Linked DNA regions of Homo sapiens: region 1 is linked to region 2. The links are chromatin contacts, found by Hi-C or POLR2A ChIA-PET in ENCODE. All regions are on one chromosome and are shown on one strand. Each heading gives the region's core, a stretch centred on a gene start or an enhancer-like site at or near the end of the contact. The rest is flanking DNA. Distances are from core to core; before and after follow the strand shown. Region 1 holds the start of CACNA1C-AS1 (CACNA1C antisense RNA 1). Region 2 holds the start of DCP1B (decapping mRNA 1B).

Region 1 (4,998 bases), core at 428-2,927, 690 kb after region 2:
GCAGGCTCAGCCCACCAGCGGACAGATTTCAGCTCACATGGGGAAGACCTTCCCAAATGAGCTCTTCCAAGATGAGAGGGGCTTGCCTGAAAGGTAGTGAGCCCCCCATCATCAGACATAGCCAAGCAGAGACTGTGCTCATCCGGGCGTCAGGCTGTGGTGCAGGAGGTGGGGCGTTAAACCAGGTGGCTTCCAAGGTTTACCTCTCAAAGTCTGGTATTCCTGTGGCCTCGATCATCCTGCATTCATTTCACAGACCTTCCCTGAGCGCCTACCATGTGCAGGCCCTGTTCTAGGTACAGGGACACAGCTGAGAAACAGAGCTTCTGCTCTCATGAGCTCACATCATGGTGAGGAGAGACAGATAATAAACACATACATATATAACACATCAGGAAGGTCAGGAGTGCCAAAGAAAAACTAAGCAGGGCAAGGAGAGAATGAGTGGCGTGGGCAAGGAGCAAGACAAACAGATGCCTGAAAGGAGCGAGTGCCAGGCTGCACTCAGCTTCCCCCGACCCGCTGGCTCAGGAGCCGATTTTCCCATAGCCAGGCACTAAGCAGCCGGTAGGGAGGACAGAGAAGCTTAAGGGTCACCTGCTGGCCCTTCCCAGCAGAAGCAAGGCAGGGGCATGCGCCGTGTTTGCACAGATACCTCACCCCTGGAAAGGCAGCAGCAGGCAATGGGCAGTGGGCCTGTCTCAGCAGTTTCACCAGGGAGAATGGTTTCTCTGAAAGAATAGTATAAAGGTTCAGTGGGTGTCAGAAAGGAGAGAGGCAGGCTGGGATCTGCTGATACAGCATCAGGGCAACCCCCCGGCCCCTCTGAGAGCCAAACCTTCTCTGGTTTTTGTTTTGGTTGTTTTTTGAGACAGGGTCTCGCTCTGTCACCCAGGCTGGAGTGTAGTGGTACAATCACAGCTCAGTGCAGCCTGGCGCTGCTGGGGTCAAATGATCCTCCCACCTCAGTCTCTGGCCTTGCTAAGATCACAGGTGTGCATCACCACACCCAGCTAATTATTCTTAAATTTTTTGTAGAGACGAAGTTTCCCTGTGTTGCCTGGGCCTGGTCTCGAACTCCTGGGCTCAAGCAGTCCTTCTGCCTGGGCTTCCCAAAGTGCTGGGTGACAGGTGTGAGCCACCGTGCTGGGCCATAAGCAAGTCTTCATATATTTGATGACAGTGTTTGACCACCCCAGCCAAAACTTCTCTGGCCTGCACATCCCTAATTCTGGCAGATGCTCCATCTCCACTTGTTCCCCATGGGTGCCCCTCCCAACACACACACGTACACGTGCACACACGCACACTTCCCCAAGTGACCTACCAGATACCCCCTCGCTCTAGCCCTCAAGGGAAGAGCTGGGCTCCAGGAGTAATGTTCCTTTGGTTCTTCATGGCTCCCACCCCGCTCCTTCAGGTCTTGATTTCAGAAGGACTGGGGCAGTTTGCTCAAGATCCCAAGTTCATCGAGGTCACCACCCAGGAGCTGGCCGACGCCTGCGACATGACCATAGAGGAGATGGAGAGCGCGGCCGACAACATCCTCAGCGGGGGCGCCCCACAGAGCCCCAATGGCGCCCTCTTACCCTTTGTGAACTGCAGGGACGCGGGGCAGGACCGAGCCGGGGGCGAAGAGGACGCGGGCTGTGTGCGCGCGCGGGGTCGACCGAGTGAGGAGGAGCTCCAGGACAGCAGGGTCTACGTCAGCAGCCTGTAGTGGGCGCTGCCAGATGCGGGCTTTTTTTTATTTGTTTCAATGTTCCTAATGGGTTCGTTTCAGAAGTGCCTCACTGTTCTCGTGACCTGGAGTTAACCGGAACAGCGTCTTCATTCATTTCTGTTGGGACCAGACGCGGAGCCTGGGTGCGCGAGCCGCCCTCCGGGAGGAAGGCGCCCGGCTGCGTCTGCAGAGGCGGGGAGAGGAGGCGGCGAGGGTCCCGGGGCGCGAGGAAGGCGCCTGCCCTCTCCCAGCTCGCAGGCCCCGGGCCCGGCCGCGCCTCCGCGGGGAGAGCACCCCGGCTTCCCGCGCGCCCTCACCAAAAGGACCCTACAGCAAACGGGTGTCTTTCGACTCTGCTTGTAGAAACCATTTGCACATATTCTGTACGAGCCTCGCTGTCTCCCTAGAGCCAGGGCCCTGCGGATTTGGAGAAGGGAGCGGGGCAGGACTTCCAGGAGGACCCCAACCCGGCCCGGAGAGGGAGGAGGAGGCCTCCAGGGGCGCGGAGCTCTGGGGATGGGCGTCGGGCCGGCAGTGGTGCGGCTCACTCCGTCCCTGCCCACCTGCGACGGGATCCCCCGACCGGCACGGGCCACGCCGAGCTCCCGGCCAGCCGCCGGCCCGCAGGCAGCGCGAGGGAGGAGCTGCGCCGCCGGCTCCGCCCAACCAGGTGGTGCTGAGCTTCCGCTGAGCGCTCTTTTGTTTTGTGGTTTGACACTTTTCTTGACAGCATGTTGCAGTTTCTTTTCGGTTTTGGTTTTTTTTAAATGTTTTATTTTGCTTTCCCAGCGGGAGGGGAGGAAGAAGAGTGTTTACAAAGTCCTGTAGCCCCCTCACCTTTCTGTTTTCACTTTTGCCAATGTACATCGGGTTTGGTTTTCTTGTATTATTTAAACGGTTGTGGTTTCCTTTTTCCACGGAGGTTCAATAGAAGCCGCTGCAGGAGAGTTTTACCAACCATTGTGTATGCCCAATAATTTGTTATCATTTCCTTAGGTAGTAACCTATTTTTGTTCTGGTTTGGTTCGGTTATCTAATGGAAAGGTAACTGGCAATGCACTTGATGTGGTCTTGCACATGTGGGTGATAGAGTTGGGTTCCTTTTTATGCTGGGTGTACAGGTGGGTTTGGGAGAGAGGAGCATGCGCGAGAGAGTCTCCGAGTGTGTGCGACGCGTGTGTGTGTGGTGGGTTGTCTGTGTGCATATGTCCTGCCCGTGTATATGCACCCACACCATGTGCCCGTGCACACCAGTGACTACGCAGTCCCCCCTTTCTGGTTTAGCTGTGGGAAGATCTGAATCTGGGGCCGTTTGAAAGCAAAAACAAACCACTGTCTCTGCTTCTGAAACGGGAATCAGTAACTCTTTGCATTTTCTGTCCCACAAGATATGCAAAAACAATGCAATAATATTCATTTAAAAATACAATTGTGAGTTGTGTTGGCATTAAAACTGTATTTTAAAAAAAGACAGAAATTTAAGGGAAAAACACAAGAAGGCATTTTGCTTCAATATATTCCGTGTAATGTTTTATTGCATTGATAATGTTTCTGTTGAAGAAACCGTTATACTTGAATTCAGGTCAGTTTCAGTATTTTTCAAATATTTTTTTAAAACTGAATTGCAATTGTGCCAAGCGAATATAATGAATTGAATTAAGTTGGTTTTCGGATTCACTTCTTGTATATTTTGCTGCATGTAAAGTAAATCATTTTGTATTTGGAGTGTGACAAGCTTTACCTTTGAACTCAAGTGCTTTTCTATATGTGGTTGGGGGAAAGGGAACAAGTTTTCTTTAGTTTGCACAATGAGCAAAGGTATCACCAGTGTAGTCATTATTCTGCTCTCCACAAACAGGTTTGGACATTACTGTTTTGCATATCTTGTGTTTGCTTACATTTCCCTCAATTTTTCCAAAATCGTTTGCTGGGTATGTTTGTACCGCCTCTTGCTGTGAGAGACCAGGACCTATTTTATTCCAGTCTTCACTCTGTCCACTCTGCTCTGGTCATCTGATTTGGTACTTCTCCAAGAACAGCCCTTCACTGTGAGGTGCAGGGAGGCGTTCTGATGAGCCCTCAGTCACTGGGCCGTCATCCGCATCCCCCATGGAAGAGGTAGCTGGCTTTCCCTTCCCTTCCACCACACGGAATTTTCTCTTTGGCTTCCTTAGGAAAGTGTACACTAACCGGGAGGATAAAATTAAAGTCAGGCTGCTTGGAGGGAGGGGCATCCTCACTTCCGGATTCTTGTTGCTCTACCCAACAAGGACAGCAGGGGCTCGAGAAAGGAACTGGTGAAACCCTGATCCATCTGAAAGTCAACTCTGCGTGCTCCTTTCTCCATCCCTTCCTCACTCTGGAGCAGCCTTTCCTTCAGGCTTGCCCTAATGTTTGGGCTGCCGGGGAGGGGGCCAGGACAAGGGAAGAGGCATCCGGAGCTCACAGTGGGGGTGGGAACAGATTTTTGTGGGGGCATCTCTAATGCTCACTTATATCTCCCTAGAACATCACTCTTTTGGTGCTGTGTCCTTCAAATGTATGTCAACAGTGGTGGCTGAAAAGGGACTGCTTTGGGGAAAACAGGACCCAACCATTCACCCAGAATTGACCCATTAAATCTCTTCCAGTCCTAGTGTTCCCTGAGCCCCTCTTGGCACATATATAAGTAAGCTAGAAATTACAATAAGGGACAGTCCATTCCTCTATGACAGCTTGCTGGACTGATTCATGACAAAGTGGAGAAATGTACTCAATACTCCCCGGTTAACACAGTCTAGAAACAGAGTTTCTTTATGGATATCCACACCCAAGTCATCCAAACTTTCTTGATTCCTTTTCACTGCCATCAAGGTCCTCTAGAAATTGAGTTTAGGTATCATCCTTTGAAAAGTTCCCAAGATTTCTACCAGGAGGTACACACAGGCGTTCCCTGTCTAGGGCAGGAGGACTATCCTAGCTTGACCTTCTGATCCACTAGAATAAGACTGGCGTATGATGCCTGTCATCAGAACAGACTGGCACAAGTAGTGACATCAATGAACCACAGCACAATCTTCCAAGTGATGTCTACTCTCCACCTAAAATGGAATTTTCCCCATGACCTTGTAAAACATAATTGTCACATCTTCCATACCCCTCCTGACAGCCCCCAAGTGTCAGGAGAAAACAGTCAGGGGCTAAGGGCCCAAGGGACTTGAAGAAACAACAGTTTAAGGTCTGCAGTTTGGTCAACTTAATTCTTGTCCTCCGACCAGCCCTGCCTCTTTCATTTC
Region 2 (4,964 bases), core at 1,457-3,956:
TAGAAAACCACTAGCTAGGAACACAACGTTAGTCACTTTAGGGCAGTTTTCAGGCTCAGCATTCCCTGGCCTCTACTCTATAGATGTCACAACACTCTTCCCTTCAGTGTGACAACCAAAAACGTCTCCAGACACTGCCAAATGTCACCTGGGGGCAAAATCAACTCCAGCTGAGAGCCACTGGTCTAAGGACTGACAGCTGGAAAATACCAGGGTTATGGTCTTCAATTGACACATAGGTATTAATATTTTGGAGGCGGGGGGCAGTCTTTCCTGGCAACAGGGAGTAGGTCTAACTCTAAAATTCCTATTCCAGTCATCACATAATCTTTCTTAATCCTTCTTTAAAGCAGTTCATTTTCTAGACACCTTTCCTTCCTAATTTCTCCTCCTTTGAAAGGCTGAAGTCATTCTTCATCCATTTTCAGGGCAATAAGAATTCCCCTCCTTAAGATCCCCCCTGCCTTCTTGTAAATACTTTCTCCTCTATTCTCAACAATGTTCTCATATTCTTATTAGGTTTACATTCAAACGGCTCCCATCCACAGTGACAGCACATGGAGACAGTGGTCATAATTAGTTTGCCTCCAGCAACTGCTCTGCAGTTGAACTAGGTCTCTCTGTTTTTCTGGCTACCACAGCCTTGAAGATTAGAACTTTGAAAGAATGACCTTTTCCTGAATGAATTATGCCCTGTCTGAAGGCAACATATCCAGCAAGCAGGAAAACATAACTCCTGTAATTAATGCATTGTGACACATCTGCTTTTTGATGAGGCTTTAGGTATCTAATAAACATCTGTAACTATCTTAAAAAGGTATCTATCACATTGATAAGGGTCAAAAGCCTATAGGAAACAACTATTATTCAAGAGAAATGCTCTACTCTCTTTATACTGACAGTTTCTTGGGATTCTCCAGACTCGAATCCCAGTGTCAAGTCAACTTACAGAACTATACATCCCTGGTCCTCATCTCTCTACTACGGAATTACTTTTACAGGATTATAACATTATACCTTTAGCATTTTTCTACAGAGCAGCAAAATAGCCATATGTAGAATATCTTTTTATATATTTTTAATTACCATGGAGGAAACTGTCTATGTTGCTCAATGTTCTTTATGTAAAAACGAAGGTGACACCTCGAAAAAACAAACAAACAAAAACAAACAAAAAAAGTAGGTGACAAATTCCCCTGGAAACTAGGGGGAAATAACCTCTTTCTCCTGATCAAGAGGTACACTTTCTATTACAGAAGAACGAATATTAAAGAGCTCTTCCTGTTCTCCTTTTGTGTTTGGCTACTAGGAGAGCAGACCTAAATTCTTTGCCCCATTCCGGCAAATTTCCTCCGTTAAGAACTTTGGGCAAAACTGTTTGTCTACCCCATTCTTGCTTGTCTTTTTATTTTTATGTTAATGATTTTCAGGTGAGTTTTTTACTACAGGCTGCTGAACTATACTGCAGATAAGTAGGCTTATGAATGTGGGTGTTAAAAAAAATACAGAGTTGTTCAACATGGATGTTTTCCTAGATTAAGTTTTGATGTTTATACAACCGACTTGAAGAACACAAAAAGTTTATCTGAAATCCATTCATCAAGGCTAAGTTCTCCATACTGTTTTGTAACTTATTTTAAAATGATGGATATCATGTATGTGATACATAATGGATGATGAATATTATTTGGACAAAACTCATTATGAGTAAAGAAACAAAATTACATGTCTCTACATTCGAGTGGGTGGGTTACAAAATTACAAGCAGCAATCCCTGCAACAGGATTCCAGTGTTCTAGGCTTCTACCCCATTCTAACTATGAGGAAAATGAAATTTCATTCCATTACCATTTACTGGGACTCTGCTTTGAGAAGAGCACTAAAATAATTTGGCTCCCAAATGACCTCCAATATCGAACTTGGTGTGCTGCCGTGTAATAATCTTCCCAAGAGCATCAGCTTCCTTCTAAGTGTTAGACCCTGCCCCATTTTGTCTTTTATTTGACGAGGTTGGCTCTTTTCTTGGTGTTTCCCCTTAAGTTTACAACTTGCAGATTTCTCCCCTTCTATCAAGTTTTGATTTCTCTTTGCCCCATCTAAGACTGACATTCCAAAATCAGAACTCTGCACTTTTATTCGTCTGCTGTCCCTGCCTCCCCCATAGCCACAGATTCACTGTAACAGAACTCTGCTCTACTTTCTCGAGCACATCGGTCTTCCGGCCATAAGGTATCAGGTCCTTCCTTTCCTTCGGCTCTTATGGTGCCGTACCCGATCGGTCTGGTCTCCCAGCGTTGGGTACGTTAGAGATTTAAGTCTTTTCCCCAACTCCAGGTAGCTCCACAGATCCGCCTTCCTTCCCCCAAACCCCCGAGACCCCATCTCCACAACTTCGGCCTCAGTCCCCAGATCCACCCACTTCCAGGGCGTCAACGTCTCCTCCCCCTCACCGGGTCCTCAAGTCCTGAGTCTGACGCCCCCCGCCTCCACCCCAACCCTGGGCTGCACTGCTCCGCCGCGTCCGCACGCACCCACTCGTTGGCCCGATGGCCGAAGGTGTACAGAGCCACCTGGCTGGCCACGTCCACGATGCGGTTGATATAGGGGTCGTGGCGCTGCAGGGCCGCTAGGCTGATGTCGCGCCCCTTTCCCACCAGGCCGCCTGCCGCCACGGCTGCCATCTTCCCTCCCTCCCAGACATAGGCACGGGGCTCTTGGAAGCCACTCTCAATAGATCGCAGAACGAGCGAGCTGCCTCGCAACCGAGAACCCACGGCGACCACACGGCCCGGGAGGCCTTCCGGCTCCAGTCACCCCCACCCTCCTGCCCGCCGACAGACGCAAGGCCTCACTAATCGATGGCCGCGCCCCGCCCACTGAGGATCGTTGCCACTGGCAACGACAAGCCCAGGCCTGCCCTCTGCATCCCGTTTCTTTCTCCAAGAGCTGTTTTTCTACGCGCTCGAGCCTTTGAGCTGTGTGTGCGGTAGGATTTCCTTCTTGGATGTGTTCGACCCCTTGGCATATCTTTTCTTTGGCGCTTCAGTGATCAAATCTATCACAATAAATAAGCCTCGAGCATCAAGAACTCTGAAGAGAAAGAGAACTGAATTGATTTCTGAATGCGCTAACACCCAGTGGTTCTCAAAGTGTGGTGTGGTCCTGGAACCCTTTGGGAGTTTCTGAGACCCTTTCAGGGGATCTGCAAGGTCAAAAAAAAAACAAAACCTTTTATGACAATGCTGAGACTTACTTATTTGACTTGTTCACTGTGGTGACGTTTTGCAGACAATGGTGGTTAAAAGCGCCGGTGGTTTAACCCAATCAAGGCAGGGGCACCAAACTGTATTGCTAGTCAAAGTACGCGTCACTAATCTGCACTCTCAGTTACAAAAGAAAAAAAAAAAAAGAAGAAGGTAGAGAGCCAGTGTCACCTGATGGTGTTCTTGATAAGCAGTAAGAATTATTAATTTCATTGAAGCTTAATCCTTGGGTACAATTCTTTTTAACATTCTGCATGAAAAAATAGGAAATAGGCATAAAGCACGTCTGCTGCAAAATGAAGTGTGTCATATTTGTCTCTAGGAAAATACTTCTGTGCTTGAGTTGTAGGCCGAATTCATGTTTTTATTTTTATTTTCATAAAACATTTTTACTTGAAAGAAAGATGGGCAAACTATGATTATTCAAACAGGTACTTGACAGACATTTTTCTGAAAATAAATAAAGTGTGCCTGTCACTTTCAGGAAAACAAGGGACAATTACTGCTGCCAATGATAATTTTTAAGCCTTCAAGCCAGAATTAAAAGTTTAGAAAATGTGTATCTACTGCCATGAGCTTGACATCTCAGTACTTAATGTTTTTTTTTCTGATGAGATCAGTGATGATATTAATGAGCGCAATTTTAACAAATCTTGTATAATGGAAAGTGTCAATATCTCAAAGATCTGCTTAACTCAGTGGTCCAGTATTTTCCAAAAGACCAATGTCTCATGCTACATAATCATGCACAGGCAAAAGATCCATTCAAGGACAAGGTGGACTAATGGATTTTTAATGTAACAGTATGAAAAGTTAATAGGATTTCAGATAGTACATTGCAGCTAAGCTTTGAGAAACTCCAGCTTGTCAAGTTTTGGTATATTATCCAAGAAGAATATCCACAATTGTCTGAAAAACTCTATTAAAATATCCATCTCTTTTCCAACTACATTATCTACATATGAGGCCAGAGTTTCTTCATATACTCCAAACAAAACACACATAGCCCGGGGTCTTTAAAGTTATTTTTAATTTCCAATATGGTAAATATAGGTGGGTATAACTCACATAAACAAAAGTTCTCTGAGGGAGTCCTTAATAATTTTTAAGAGTGGGCCAGGTGCGGTGGCTCCTGCCTGTAATCCCAGCACTTTGGGAGGCTGAGGCGGGCGGATCACAAGGTCAGTAGTTCAAGACCAGCCTGGCCAACATGGTGAAACCCCGTCTCTACTAAAAATACAAAAATTAGCCAGGAGTGGTGGCAGGTACCTGTAATCCCGGATACTCGGGAGGCTGAGGCAGGAGAATCGCTTGAACCCGGGAGGCAGAGGTTGCAGTGAGCCGAGATCCTGCCACTGCACTCCAGCCTGGGTGATAGAGCGAGACTCCATCTCAAAAATAAAATAAATAAAAAGTAATTAAAAAAATAATTTTTAAGAGTGTAAAGGAGTCTTGAGACTAAAAAGTTGAGAATGGTTGATCTAAACCATTTATCTAGCATTAAATATTAGAACAACTGTGCAGACATTACTACTCACATTCATAAATTCTTACCTATTTGATATAGAAATATCATAGATACGGCACACATACCCTCTCATAATAATATGTTGCAATATAATCTTTGCAGTCACAATTTCAATTGTACTGAAATTCTTGGTTAAGCTGCATTTTGGAGTCTCAGTCCTATTGACTCCCAAG

Evidence for each region. A loop is a pair of places that touch in the nucleus more often than their neighbours do. ChIA-PET counts read pairs that join two places held with the same protein, here RNA polymerase II (POLR2A). Pooled maps may share reads with other maps.
Region 1: a loop to region 2 is called in a map with no recorded cell type, with 12 times the contacts of the local background. The contact joins the promoter of CACNA1C-AS1 here to the promoter of DCP1B in region 2. A Hi-C loop is called at or near these places in 2 of 37 single-sample maps with no recorded cell type and 7 of 50 pooled maps. POLR2A ChIA-PET finds 5 or more read pairs at or near these places in 1 of 52 experiments (activated naive CD4-positive, alpha-beta T cell).

Annotation. Positions count from the first base shown.
Region 1 is chr12:2,689,480-2,694,477 of GRCh38, forward strand. It overlaps CACNA1C-AS1 (CACNA1C antisense RNA 1), which reads right to left and starts at 1,678. Exons shown (of 4, transcript NR_045725.1): 1 at 1,590-1,678; 2 at 1,328-1,500; 3 at 661-731. It overlaps CACNA1C (calcium voltage-gated channel subunit alpha1 C), which reads left to right. Exons shown (of 47, transcript NM_000719.7): 47 at 1,421-4,998. The coding sequence ends at 1,720. RefSeq lists a silencer at 2,138-2,407.
Region 2 is chr12:2,001,751-2,006,714 of GRCh38, forward strand. DCP1B (decapping mRNA 1B) reads right to left here and starts at 2,707. Exons shown (of 9, transcript NM_152640.5): 1 at 2,532-2,707. The coding sequence starts at 2,681. It also overlaps a transcript of CACNA1C not described here. RefSeq lists enhancers at 1,789-2,428, 2,753-2,982.